Regions from separate parts of the Homo sapiens genome. Here all the other regions are linked to region 1. Evidence: chromatin loops called from intact Hi-C (ENCODE). Cell type or tissue: dorsolateral prefrontal cortex. All regions are shown on one strand. Links, peaks and the distances in the headings refer to the core of each region. The heading gives the core; the rest is flanking DNA.

Evidence for each region. Hi-C counts contacts between places; a loop is a spot of excess contacts. Peaks named below come from ENCODE experiments on the same cell type or tissue, not always from the same donor. Only the 100,000 strongest peaks of a DNase experiment are listed, where the experiment ranks them.
Region 2: a loop joins it to region 1, with 7 times the contacts of the local background. A loop is called at or near these places in 29 of 110 quality-filtered maps.
Region 3: it touches region 1 in a loop (4-fold over the local background); 10 of 110 quality-filtered maps call a loop at or near these places.
Region 4: a loop joins it to region 1, with 2.8 times the contacts of the local background. A loop is called at or near these places in 2 of 110 quality-filtered maps.

Annotation. Positions count from the first base shown.
Region 1 is chr20:20,592,931-20,596,361 of GRCh38, reverse strand. The region is part of intron 16 of RALGAPA2 (Ral GTPase activating protein catalytic subunit alpha 2); the gene reads left to right. Among named protein-coding and RNA genes, the nearest start is that of RALGAPA2, 120 kb to the left of the region's middle. In dorsolateral prefrontal cortex, for the core only: CTCF peaks have their summits at 2,021 (motif pointing right), 2,556 (motif pointing right) and 2,777 (motif pointing left); a DNase peak (open chromatin) is centred at 2,491; H3K4me3 peaks cover 423 bases; H3K27ac peaks cover 919 bases.
Region 2 is chr20:20,823,204-20,826,634 of GRCh38, reverse strand. No RefSeq gene overlaps it. Among named protein-coding and RNA genes, the nearest start is that of RALGAPA2, 110 kb to the right of the region's middle. In dorsolateral prefrontal cortex, for the core only: CTCF peaks have their summits at 1,268 and 1,471 (motif pointing right); a DNase peak (open chromatin) is centred at 1,494; H3K4me3 peaks cover 368 bases.
Region 3 is chr20:20,358,928-20,362,358 of GRCh38, reverse strand. It overlaps CFAP61 (cilia and flagella associated protein 61), which reads right to left. Exons shown (of 27, transcript NM_015585.4): 27 at 1,661-2,149. The coding sequence ends at 1,949. Among named protein-coding and RNA genes, the nearest start is that of INSM1, 7.5 kb to the left of the region's middle. RefSeq lists a silencer at 1,620-1,914 and an enhancer at 1,620-1,914. In dorsolateral prefrontal cortex, for the core only: CTCF peaks have their summits at 1,584 and 1,784 (motif pointing left); a DNase peak (open chromatin) is centred at 1,803.
Region 4 is chr20:20,235,664-20,239,094 of GRCh38, reverse strand. All of the region lies in intron 18 of CFAP61 (cilia and flagella associated protein 61), which reads right to left. Among named protein-coding and RNA genes, the nearest start is that of CFAP61-AS1, 30 kb to the left of the region's middle. In dorsolateral prefrontal cortex, for the core only: a CTCF peak has its summit at 1,525 (motif pointing right); a DNase peak (open chromatin) is centred at 1,546.

The sequences.
Region 1 (3,431 bases), core at 520-3,019:
TAACATGATTGCTAATTTTGTTTACATTTAACTTTTTTTGTTTTTGTTTCTAATCTATGTGATTTAGAAACCCACCAAAATTGTTTTAATAATATAAGCAATAGACAATTACTTACTTTTAGCTACGATTGTTTGTTTTTCTGATCTTTTGGGGACTGTATTTGGCGGCAGCAGCAGAATTTTGGGTGGGTTGTTCATATTCTGGGAGGAAGAAGTGACGTTTGTATTTTGGAGTCACAACCACCTGTTTCCATTAATATGAATAGCTACATAAAGAAACACAGTTGGGGAGGTAGGACTGGCACTTTTTGTGATTTTCTTTTATTTGTTTTTTTCCCTTCGTGAGAACAGTTCTTTCCAGCTGTTCTACAGTTTTTTTGTTTGTTTGTTTTTTGTTTGTTTTTTTTTGAGATAGAGTCTTGCTTTGTACCTCAGGCTGGAGTGCACTGGTGCGATCTTGGCCCACTGCAACCTCTGCCTCCCAGGTCCCAGTTCAAGCAATTCTCCTGCTTCAGCCTCCCGAGTAGCCAGGATTACAGGCATGCCATGCACAGCTAAGTTTTTGTATTTTTAGTAGAGATAGGGTTTCACCATGTTGACCAGGCTGGTCTTGAATTCCTGAGCTTGTGATCTACCCACCTCGGCCTCCCAAAGTGCTGGAATTACAGGTGTGAGCCACCACGTCCGGTCTGTTCTACAATTTTAACTGCTTTTTAGGTTAAAACATTTATCAATCTGTAGCACTTACAGATAGTAGATTTTATTTTTCTTTTAGGAATATTGTAATAGTAGTAATGAGAGGATCAACAATCTCCCCTTATTCTAAAAAAGCATATTGGAATGGTATGGCAAACCTTGCCTCGCTGCTTCTGCATCTGGTTTGTGTGCTTCTAGGAAGTGCTTTTTTGTCAGGACCTGGTCTGATTTACCCTTGGGAAGTTTGATCTTGTGGGAAACCTCAAGATGCTGAGCTGATATGCATTTCCTATGCTTTTTATAGGATCAGATTGGTATCATGCAAGGTGTTTTAAAAATTAGGAAATTATACTATTTATTTTGCTTATGCAACCTTGTATAAGGGATAAATGGAACTCAGAATTTTGGTTATTGAAGAATGAGCCTCACTCCACTTACTAAATGTAAGACTGAGTAAGGAAGACTTAAAAAGTGAGTGAAATTGCTGTGAAAAATAGAGATCTGGAAAAAAAAATAGAAGTTACTGAAGAGCTTACACACTTAATTTGATCACACTGCCTTTTCTCAGTGGAAAAAAATGAAATTAAGTAATCCTTATTTGATCATTTTTCGGTGTTTCGAATGGAGCTTTAGAAAGTAATAGTTTAGGCCGGGCGCAGTGGCTCACTTTGTAATCCCAATACTTTGGGAGGCCAAGGCGGGTGGATCATGAGGTCAGGAGATCGAGACCACCCTGGCTAACACGGTGAAACCCCATCTTTACTAAAAATACAAAAAACTAGCCAGTTGTGTGCCTGTAGTCCCAGCTGCTTGGGAGGCTGAGGCAGGAGAATGCCATGAACTTGGGAGGTGGAGCTTGCAGTGAGTCAAGATCACGCCATTGTGCTCCAGCCTGGCCGACAGAGCGAGACTCCATCTCAAAAAAAAAAAAAAAAAAGAAAGTAATAGTTTAGTAATGGTATTGTGTAACTTACACTGTCAAGAGACGAGAAAGTTAGTGCTTTTAAAATCTGGGTAGTTGGAACTAACTAGGCTTTAGAGAGAGTACATTATTTGGTGAATCTAAGATAGAATTTAGCTCTTTGAAGTGATTTAAACAAATTGTGTGATATTCAAAATAGAAAATGCAATAGATCTAGGATGTATTATATAATTTTATTGTAACTGATATAATTCTTTCTCCATTTTAAATATCAGATAATCCTGTCTTTTGGTATTTGCATATCACTATTAAAATGATTTTCATTCGTTATGAAAGAGCAACTGCTAACAGCTAACCCCACAGAATGAGAGCAGATTTAACATAAATTGCTCTTTCTTAAATAAAATGCCAGCAGAGGGAGCCCAAGAACTATTTAAAAAGGAAAAATAGTATAAAGAAATTGTTTCTGTCATTCATGTATTCATTTATACAAAACATGTATTTAATATAAAATATGAGAAAATCCCAATAAATATACTGTTACAAATCAGGAAATTGGATTTAAATTGTGGGATAAGGAGAATTGAAAATTCTCTTTTCACACCATCTCAATTGATAGTCAACTACAGGAGTAGGTAGCTCAGGGCACCTACAACCCAACAGCACACTTAAGCATCGTGGCTCTCCCCTTCCTTCCCACTAAATCACGAGTGCTCCTGCCCTGCTACTGACCGCTATTCCTGAAGGCTTGGACTTTCTCCATCTGATACGTCCCTCCTGACAGCTTTATAAAAACAAAGCCTTAAAAGCTGCATTAGGCCAGCCTGTTGGGAAGGCAGACCAGCTGGTGGTGGCAGGCTCTCCGTCCGTCTGCTGTGTTGAGGACCAGTGGGGACGCTCTAATTTGGAAGCAATGGTGCTGTGGCTATATTGCATCCCACCAGATGGCGATGTTCTTTATCTTTAGGAAGATGCTGCCAGTGTTGGCTCAGCTCTTATTTGCTCCTGCTCATAGCCCAGAAACCAACATCTATCTGTTTTTGGCATCAGGCTTCAGAGACTAACTCTTCCCACTATCCATAAAAAATGGCATTTGCCAATTATAGTTTAGAAAGTTAGGAAGCTCTTGGGCTCCCCCTTCTGATACTGGATTAACCAGTAGATTCATTAACAAATATAAACTGTTCCCAGAAGGTTTCAACATCTTGCATAATTAGAATAAACAATTAGAGAAGACAGCCGGAAGGGCTGGCCCTATGGTGTTATTTGGCTTCTGTTGCTGAAGGCTGAAGAGACTAGAAATAGATCTGTGAGAAGGACGTAGTCTGTACTTTGGGATGTGTAAGTAGATTAAAAATGTGCACATATGCTTTGTGTTTCTCTGTAGAAAAATGAACAGTTCTTGGCTGTTCAAAAGAAGAGGAAGGCAAAGACAACCTGGGAAACATGAGGCTTTAACATAGCTGTCTTTTCTTGCTACCTTGGCCTATCTTTGCTTGTACTCCAAACAGTTTCCCACCAGCATCTGAAGTTAGACTGTGGGCTGGGCACCATGGCCCACGCCTGCAATCCCAGCACTTTGGAAGGCCGAGGTGGGCGGACTACTTGAGACCAGCCTAGGCAACATGGCAAAACCCCATCTCTGTGAAAAGACAAAAATTTTTTGGGTATAGTGGTGTGCACCAGAACTCCCAGGTACTCAGGAGGGTGAGGTGTGAGAATCAGTTGAGCCAGGGGGGTCGAGTGTGCAGTGAGCTGTGATCACACCACTGCACTCCAACCTGGCAACAGAGCAAAAAAAAAAAGTAAATTG
Region 2 (3,431 bases), core at 342-2,841, 230 kb before region 1:
AGCCACCTTCATGGGGGACGGTGTGAGAGACTGTCTGGGGATGTTCTCTTCCTGGATCCAGGTGCAGAGGTGAGTTTGAGAAACGTCATCAAGCTATACAATTATTATTTGTTCATATTTCTGTATGTACAGTAGACTTAAAATGTTTTTTAAAAAAATACAATGAGCAAAAAGAAAAAAAAGGAATGTGTCATTTGTTTGTCCTCCTATCCATCCACCGATCCCTGCGTCCACAGAATAATGAAATCCTAAGTTCCAAGCTTCCACCTGAAGCTTACAGTCTCCAGAGGAGGCACGCAAGCACATTCCATAGGAGTCGTATTTGAACATGGGGATCTTTTGTTTTGAGCAAAAAGTTCCCTGTGCATAATTTCAAGTGAGCGTTCTATAGAACAGCACTTGTCACTTGGGAAGACCGATATAAAAATAAATTCTAGGCCGGGCGCGGTGGTTCATTTCTGTAATCTCAGCACTTTGGGAGGCCAAGATGGAAGGATCACTTGAGGCCGGGAGTTCAAGACCTGGCCAACATGGCAAAACCTCGTCTCTACTAAAACTACAAAAATATGGCCAGGCGCCGTGGCTCATGCCTGTAATCCCAGCATTTTGGGAGGCTGAGGCGGTCGGATCACCTGAGATCAGGAGTTTGAGACCAGCCTGGCCAACATGGTGAAACCCTAGCTCTACTGAAAATACAAAAATTATTTGGCTATGGTGGTGTGTGCCTGTAATTCTAGCTACTTGGGAGGCTGAGGCAGGAGAATCGCTGGAACCCGGGAGGCGGAGGTTGCAGTGAGCCAAGATTGCACCGCTGCACTCCAGCCTGGGTGACAGAGTGAGACTCTGTCTCAAAAAATAAAATAAAAATACAAAAATTAGTGGGGCATAGTGGTGGGCGCCTGCAGTCCCAGCTACTTGGGAGTCTGAGATGGAAGAATCACCAGAGCCTGGGAGGTCGAGGCCACGATAGAGCATGCAGTGAGTGCTGCACTCCAGCCTAGGCAACAGAGTGAGACCCTGTCTCAAAAAATAATAAAACAAATTATAGGTTTGGTATAAAATACTTAGCCCCTTCAATTTCAAGAATAAATCTTGTTACCACCCTCAAAGCAAGATGGGAAGAGAGGCAGAAACCCCTCACGGTGTACTTGGGGATGAATTTGTCCCCTGAGACAGCTAATCACGCTGGAGGCAGGCCTGCACCCCGGCCTCCCTCGCAGCTCACAGTCTCAGCGGGGGACAGTGCCAGAGTTGGGTTCTTACCCACCAGAGAGGCTCCCAGGCCCCTCTCAGACCAGACTGAAGCAGAATTCTCCTCTCTGCCTTCTAGAATGTCTCGTAAAAGCTGCTCCTCTTGGGGAGGCTCTGGGCTTTGGAGAGAGCACCTGGAATTCCCCACTAGAAAAGCCCAAAAACTGAAAAATATTCATTACGTATTTTCAATACAGAGTTCCTGACGTTTTCCAGCAGAGGGCGCTAGAGAAGAGCCGGCCAAACCTGCAGAGCGTTGACCAAAGTCACAAGAGTAAACCAAACGCCTCGCCCTACCAGGCGTCTCCCCACCAGCTCGACCCCGCGGATTTCTCCCACAGAACACAGCCCCAGCCCTGGGCCTCCACGTGTGGCAGAGCAGGGAGCAGGCCCTGGGACACTTTCCTACTCAACAAATGTAAGCTGTCTATACATGATGGTCACTGTCTTGTGATAAGACTTTGAAGAATTGCTTGGTATTCAGAGCACTTCGGGGCGATCCACGGGGAGCCCCACAGTCTTGCATGGTCCACGCGTTCCTCTGCTCATTTCAGAGTGATCCTTCCTCTGTACCGCCTCTGCTCTTTTTCTCGTTCTTATTTTTTCTCCTTTGAGGGGAAGTAGAGGACTCCAGGTAGCAGTTAGTTGTACAGGACAACCCCAAATCCTACCCCTACAAGGCTTACTTTAGTAAAGCGAGTTGTTTTTGACACAGTAGAATTAGTACTACCTCAACCAGTAGTCTTTGAATTGATCCCTTAACTGATTAAGGGATGATTTTAGCAAACATTTACAAAAGGAAGGAATTTTTTTAAAAATAAAATGTTGTTTTCTAATTTTATTTTTTTCTAAGTCCTCTTTTTTCTCTCTGGAGGCCTGTAGAATCTTCTCTGTATTATTGGCGGCTGAACAGAGCAGAGCGCTGGGTGAATTCTAGAGTTAGATCTCCCTTCTGGAGCGAGGCACTCACACCCCCAGCTGCTGGGAGAGCCATTGCTCACAGCTCACAGCTGAGAGCTTCTCTGGGCATTGACTACCCTGGCCAAGGTTGTGGTGACTCTCTCGGGAGGCAGCTTGCAGCCAATGTCTGGACAATATGGAGGGAAAAGGGCCAGTCCTCTCACCTCAATTCAGGATGATGCCAAAGGGACATCCTAGCTCCAGAGCTCCCTGTGGGATCACTTGAGCCTTTATCTTGCCAGACAACATGCACATCCCTGCCCTAGGCTGTGTCCCCACCTCCCTCCTGGATTCCAGAGCAAGAACCAGGGTCAAGTCACAACATAAACGAGGGGCAGGAACATGAGGAGAGGAACGATTTGGTGATGGAGCTGTGACCCACGCTCCCATGTGCCATCACCCCCACACCAGCGCCCTTCCCTCAGATCGCACTCAGAGGCACATGGGAGAGTCCCTTGTGATCACCTGACAGAGGAGGGGAAAGGTTAAGCTTGGTGCAGGGGTGAGTGAGCTTGAAATGTGGGCACAAAATAAAAACTGGCTGCAGATGTACTCTGGCCGCCTCATTCAGGGTGGTCATGAGAGACGGCGGTAATGGGGAAGCTCTCGCAGTGGGCAGGGCTTCAGGCAGTGTAGAAAGAGAAGTATCCTGAAATCAGACTCCACATTGGCTCCTGGGCAGTCTTGTGTGATTTGATGGGCTCGTCAGGGCCTGGAAGGAGGAAGGTTGAGAACACGGAGGGGAAGAGACATGTGACTGTGTCTATGGAAGTTGGCACCCAGTGAAGATCCTGGCACAGATGTTAATATCCGCCAGAGAGCAAACAACCCAGAAAAGGCTTGACACAGCCAAGGAGAGAGAACGGCTCGGTCAGCTGCTGTCTGTTCTAGCCTCTGCCATCGGTTGTCCCAGTGCTGGCACAACGGGCTCACAAAGGGAAAGGCCATGGTGGCAGGGGTGGAGGCTCTGCATGTGCCAGACAGAAGAGCTCCAACTCGCCAAGGCTGAGCCACTGCCACAGCCAAAGGGCCAATTTGCGAGCCACAGAAACCAAAGTCAAACCCCTAATCTTTCAAAGTGACCGATGAAAGAGTTGGTGGCGAGTTGATGACACTGGATCCCTTCACTCTGGAAGGGGGAGCAATTCATCTTGCTTGGAGGCAACACACATTCTGCTTCCCTGCCTGTAGAGTGTTGGCCAGCACCACAATCCATCTTA
Region 3 (3,431 bases), core at 483-2,982, 230 kb after region 1:
AAGCCCTTCCTTTTAAAAGCCAGGCTTTATCTTCACCGTTATTTTCCCAAAGCCCTTAGAATAGTCAATTGCAAGTTATAACCAACAACTCTTGAATTCCTCTTTTATTCTTAGGCAACTTGTTCAGTGATAAAGTTTTCAAGTCTGAACAGATATGCTAAGATTCTTAGATTCAGGAAATTATTTAGCATCTATGCTAAATAGCTTGTAAATTACCCACTTTCGAAGTGTGAGATAAGGATTAAAATAATGTCACCCAATATACTTTGTACACTAAAATATATTCTAGATATTTTCAAGTCTGCTGTGATACTTATGGAGCACTAACACTCCTTTTTCAAAAGGCAGCAAAGGAAAACTTACTGTCACATTTATGCATGATTTGGTATTAAGGTTGACATTGTCATTTGGGGTCACTTTTATGTGACTGGAGGCTTTTTAATGCTAATACTTGGTCACAGAAGTCATAACTGTTGATCCTCCGAGATTGTTCTGTTAATCTGCATCCAGGGGTCCCAGGACCTGTCACAGAAACTTACTCCTTTTGCTTATGAGTTTGACCCAGGTCCTTTCAGGGGAATGGGACAGGGGAGGAGAGTTGCTTGAGCTGACTCATTCACCAGCCCCTGAAATATGGTTCCACGTGTGCTGGGTCTGAATTCTGAAGAGTGGACCAGTAGCAATTGTTCCCCATTCAAGTGACACAGTGTGTACCATATGGCCAATGCTGGACCCTCCCCCCAGTGACCCATGCATTTGCGGAAAACGTGCATGTGAAGGAATTAGGAGCATTTATTGCTTGCTTTTGCCTGCCTTGGGAAAATCAAGAGTCCAGTATTCTGGAACAATTTTATTTTGCAGAAATATCAATATCAAATAACTTTGCAGTTCCAACAAGTTGGCAGTTTGCAGCAGAGAGTTTGATAATGTGTACACAGTGCTGTAATGCCAGCTCTGACTTTCCTTCTAATAGTTGTGTATCCCTTATCTTGTGCCAACTTTTGCTCAACATTTACATAAAATACAACACATGAAGAAAAAACTGGAATTGTTCACAAAAACCAGTTTTAAGCCCTGCTGTGAAAAATTGTGTCACACTGTCTACTGAGAGACCCAATAAATGAGCACAATCTTATGTGTTGTTCCCCCTCATTCCTGAATCCATGCAGTTAGTTACTAGTGGGCAATTAATTTGCTTTATTTATAAGAAAAAGGGTTTCTGATCCACATTAGAGTTGACATGTACTAGGGACCCCTTCACCCCGCCCCCCTCAATGCAAAGCAACAGTGCTAAGGATCAAAGAAAATGAACTTTGATGAACTTCCCATTACCACGTTACCACGTTCTAATCTAAAACCTATGTGTGAACCCCTTGAGCACCCAACTTTTCTGTGACTTTATGCTCCTCATCTGCAATTTGAAACAGAAATACAGCCTCCTCCTTTCCAAAGGTCATGTAAGCTTTCCTACACAATCACTGCTTCTTATGTTGGACTGCAGATTTAATTTCTCATCATCTGTTTACTAATTTTCCATTCTGGGCACATTTTCTTTTTTATCACCCACAAGTACTGCTGGGTAAACATGTGAAGAACTAACAAGACTGGCAGCGGAAGTTTCCAGGAAATCAAACAGAATCACACCCAAGGTAAAAACAAGTTTTACACACTATGATCTCATTTTATTGCTGAAATGGATTATTCTGCACAGGAACATGCCTGGGATTTGTAAAGCGAGCCTGCCCCAGAAGAGAGGCACACGGCCGTGTGCCACCTACTGGGATGATAGAAAACTACAGGCATAAGTCAGGGAAGGAAAGGAATGAACAAAACCACCAGGGGCTGGCTTCGCTGTCAAACCAGGCTGCAGAGAACTTTTCTATTTCTACAGAGCGCGTTTCCAGGAACTAAATAAATGAAAACCATAAAGGGGAGACCCTGCCTACAACTAAACGATGCCTGGCCACGCGTACATGGGCAGGTGGTAGCGGTTATAGTGCAGGTAGTCAAGAGTGCTTCTCTCCACCAGGGTTTTGTAGATGGATTCCTCAAAAACTCTTTTGAGGTATTGCCTGGGCTTCTCAGTCGGGTTGATTTCCTCATCTTCTATTTGATGGGCTAACTGCTCTATGGAAGGAAGATCTTCCTCCTGTAAAACACAGTAAGAGGCCAGATACAGAAATTAATTGGACCCTGCACAGTTGTAACGGCAGTTTCATGAGAATGAAAACAACAGTAGTCAGCTCTGCAAGGATGGTCATTTTTTTTCTAGCTTTTGAAAATTTATTTTTAATTGTGGCAAAGTATACACAACATGTCTTATTTTAATAATTTTTAGGTGTACAGTTCAGTGGCATGAAGTACATTCACATTGCTGTGTAACCCTCACCACTGTCCATCTCCAGGACTTTCTCATCTTCGTCAGCTGAAACGCTGTCTCCATTAAACACCAGCTCCGTACCCTCCCATCCTCCAGGCCCTGGAAACCACCTCTGTCTCTATGAATGTGACTACGCAGGCATCTCATATGAGTGGAACCCTGTAGTACTTTTTTTTGTGACTGGCTTATATCACTTAGCATAATGTCCTCAAGAGTCATCCAGGTTAGTCATTTCAAGCCCTTCATTTTCAGATAAAAATCATCTGTAGATCATACTTGTTTTGTTGTTGTTGTTGTTTTGTTTTTTGCTTTTTGAGACGGAATTTCGCTGTTGTTGCCCAGGCTGGAGTGCAATGGCATGATCTCGGCTCACTGCAACCTCCGCCTACCAGGTTCAAACTATTCTCCTGCCTCAGCCTCCCAAGTAGCTGGGACTACAGGCATGGCCCACCATGCCTGGCTAATTTTGTATATTTAGTAGGGACAGGGTCTCTCCATGTTGGTCAGGCTGGTCTTGAACTCCCGACCTCAGGTGATCTGCCCACCTCGGCCTCCCAAAGTGCTGGGATTACAGGCATGAGCCACCACGCCCTGCCTCTGTTTTAAAAATAAAAAAATTTAAAAATAAAAAAAAGGAGTGATTAAACCTTTTTACTTGAAAGGTCCTATATGAAAAGTTTTCTTGCTTATAATTCCCAAGAAGTGGGATTTTAAAACCTTAGAATAAATTCACAATCAAGTCAAATTTTATTGATATATTTAAAAAGGTAGGGCTCAGAAAGAATAAAGTTGTTTGAAGCTGAGAATCTTATGCTGCACATAGGTACAGTGTAGTAGAGATTTTCCTAACATTTCATTATAAAAATTTTCAGAGACAAGTTGAAGAATTGTCCACTGAACACCTGCACACCTGCACCTGGACTCCACAGTTAACATCTGCTATATTTGCTTCACCACTGCATATCTGCCCTCCAGAGCAGGGTACTTCTAGAAAGCACATCCCCCAGGGTTGAGCTGGCTGCTTTCCAAACACTGTGATTCTTGAACATCA
Region 4 (3,431 bases), core at 410-2,909, 360 kb after region 1:
AAATGGCAGGAACAGCAGAACCACAGATAAAGCTCAGATCTAATGGTGTTGGCTTAATGTATATAAACAATATCTAACATCACCGTGAGCCCTCAGCTCCAAAATCAAAGGTCACCATATCATGAAAAAAAAAAAAAGTTTCAAGTTAAGTGCTCAAGCCAATGAAACATTAAACAAGGGCACCTGCATTTTCACAGCAAATAATTCCAGTGGGGATTTCACGTTGCTGTGGATACAAAGGGAGGAACAGCTCAAAGATACTTGTAAAGCAGGGAGGGATTAGGGTATCCAGGGAAATAAGTAAAAGGTATTGTGTTTCATTCCATGCTTCAGGAGGACAGCTACAAAATTAGGTCTAAACATCCTTATCCTTCAAATAAAGAGGGTCACATTGCCCATTTATTGTGAACATGATAAAAGAAACATAAAACTTTTCATGGTGCTTACCCTTCTGGGCAGTAGATACATGTCGGCCTGCTAGGCGATCGCTAGTTATTTTCTAGCTGATTTTGTGTGTGCTGTGCGTGTCTGCAGGGTGCAGGCATAGCAAACGCAACCAAAGCAAGTGATTTAATTAACTGCTTTAATTAATGCTGTTATTTGAACAAATAGATAATGTAGAGAAAAAATTATTATCCCACATCGATCTAAATGTTTCAATTTAATTTACTAAAACCTCTGCTTTCTGAATGGTTCAAAACAGTGACAAAAATATTTGCCAATGAAAATAAATCCTAGCTCGTGATAGATATTTAACCTATCTACATATTCTACTAGTTAAAAAATAACTCAGATTTAATTCAGTCTTAACAACAACACATGCCATAAAATACTATAGGTGGAGTTTAGAAGTTGGGAGCTCTGTGAACTTCCAATATCAGAGGCAAAACAAATCCACACAAAATATTTATTGTTAAGTACACAGCAGAGTAAGAGAATCTACCAGTTTTTCCCTGAAAAAAATTTAACTTTCTTTAGCAATATTTTTTTCTGTTTAAATCATAAGAGACTTTTGGACAAGGTCCTGAGCCATTAATTTAATTTGTTTATTTTAAAAAAATTTTTATTTTGGAGGATTTTAAATATACACGAGGTGAAAAAAGCTTAGCAATGACTAATATTGTGCTGCTTTGAAAATACTCACCAACACTGTAGTGGTTGGAGTAAACACCACACATTGTATTATTTCATCTTAAATTCTCTAACATGCAAGAACCTAACAAGAAAATGAATTTCAGAAAACGGGGAAGGTGCAGGAAACTGTTAAGTATTAAAGAGATTTCAGGGGCACATTAACCAAATGCAGTAGTTGGACCTGGTTTGCATCCTTATCCAAACCAACTAACTGTAAAAGAACAATTTTAAGACCACTGGGAAAACTGAGCACGGACTGGTATTAGATGATATTAAGGAGTTATGGGGTATTTGTTCGAGTGTGTTAATAGTACTCAATCCATTTTTGTTGTTAGTAAAAATTAAACGGCAGCTGCATCCATGGCCACAAAGTTGTTGGTCATGACACACTCTGACCTCCAGGGGGAGACCGAAGAGAGAGATCCACAGAGGAGGTGTGGGATGGAGGATTCTGAACACATCTAGAAGGGAGTGGGCAGTTCGTGGGGTGAGACAGAGGTTACAAGCTCTCTCCCTGACCCTACTTCTCTCTTCTCTTGGGTGCCATCTTGCCCAGCTCCACCTTGGGTGGCTCAGAGCTCCCTGGTCCTGGAGCTCCTGTAGGAATGAGGATGCGACCTGGAGAAACGGGGCAAGGAGCAAGTCTCGTAAGGTACCCTGAGTCTGGGTGTGACTCAACCCTGGACCCGACACTAAGGTAGAAGTGTCTGCCTGGAGGGCCCTGGGTGCTCTCTGGAGTCCTCGGGGACCTGGCAGGGGAGGGGCATGGTGGCCAGGATAAGGGGCTAGGTAGAAGTTCAGGATCTCAGATAAAAAACTTATGTATCACAAAATAAACACATAAATCCTTACTGAAAAAATGAAAATGCATGCCATTCTTGAAATGTCAATTGAAAAGATAAGAATAAAATTTGGGAGTTCTGGCAAAACAGATGAAAATGAAATTGAGCTTTCCTTTATAATTTAGGGGAAATGATTAATGATGTTTTTATCTATGTCTAGGAAGTAAAAACATTATACATTTATACTTTAAGCATATGTTTATATATACTGAGCACATACCAGATGTAAATACCAAGATGGTAGCTATCAAAGACAAGCCAGAAAGCCCTTGCACATGAGAGATGGCAAAATACAAGACACAAATCAATTTGTTCCTTAAGGATGGAATCATGGAACATTATGGGAATTCAAAATCCAGTGGGATCACTTCTGGTTGGGGAGGATGAAGAAGAGCTTTGTGTTTTGGGCAAATGCTGGCTATTAGCAAGGCTTTAATAACACCACATGGGCAGGTTTTTTCTTGGGCCTTCCTTCTTAATGGTGATAGTTTAAGCATGAGACTTCGTGAAATGCTTTCTGCTAGGTCCAATTTAGCATGTTAATACTATGAATATGGGTTCAGCTATATAATGTTAATAATAACTTAAAAATTAGGCCTGGTAAGCCCCAAAGTAATGATGTGACTTAGAAGTTATATGATTCACTAAGAATTAGAAAATGTGGTTTGGAAAACAAGCCCATAAAAATGAGTTAGTTACAATGAGCAATTACAGGGGGAAATAGGTTTCCTTATAGATGAGACTGCCAATTTTGAGCAAATGTCTATAAAAATGGCTCCTAAACCCACCTGCATGTTGGAATTACCTGGGGATTCTATTAAAAATACTGTACATATTCCTGAAACCCACCCCAGGCCTACTGAATTGTAACTCCAGGAACAGGGTCCCAGGACACTGTATTTGTACAACCCTCCCCATCCCTATCCAAGTGGCTGTGATGTGCAGAATTGTAGAGCCTGGAACTTTTGCAATCTGTTGCTTATAGAAACAGTTACTTAATATTAACCCTAAAATCTCAAAAGGTGATTCACAACATTTTCCTCCACCACAAGTTCTTAAAATAAAAAGGAGAATTCAAACCATTTTTTTCAAGCCTATGTCTTACTATACTGGTAAGTGTTGGATTATCTGTTTGAAAGGCATTATCTTCAGAGAAGTACACTTAGAGAGAAACCTGGTCTCCAGAAGCCATCTGCTGCATAGATGGCTTTGCCTGCTCTGGGTCTCACACAGAGGCTCACGGTCTTCCCACTCCCCAGCAACGAGGACCACCTGTCACCTCTACTGGAGGGCCCTCATGCCTGTGTTTTCAGGCGGGGCTGTTTCTGGGCTTCCCTTCCAAATTTCCACCCAACATCAAATGCTGTAAGTTGGGGGGCAGTTTGATATGTCCTTATTCCCTCAATCCTCTTGTGCATCATTTTATGTGCGCCAAGATAAAAGAATTATGGCCCT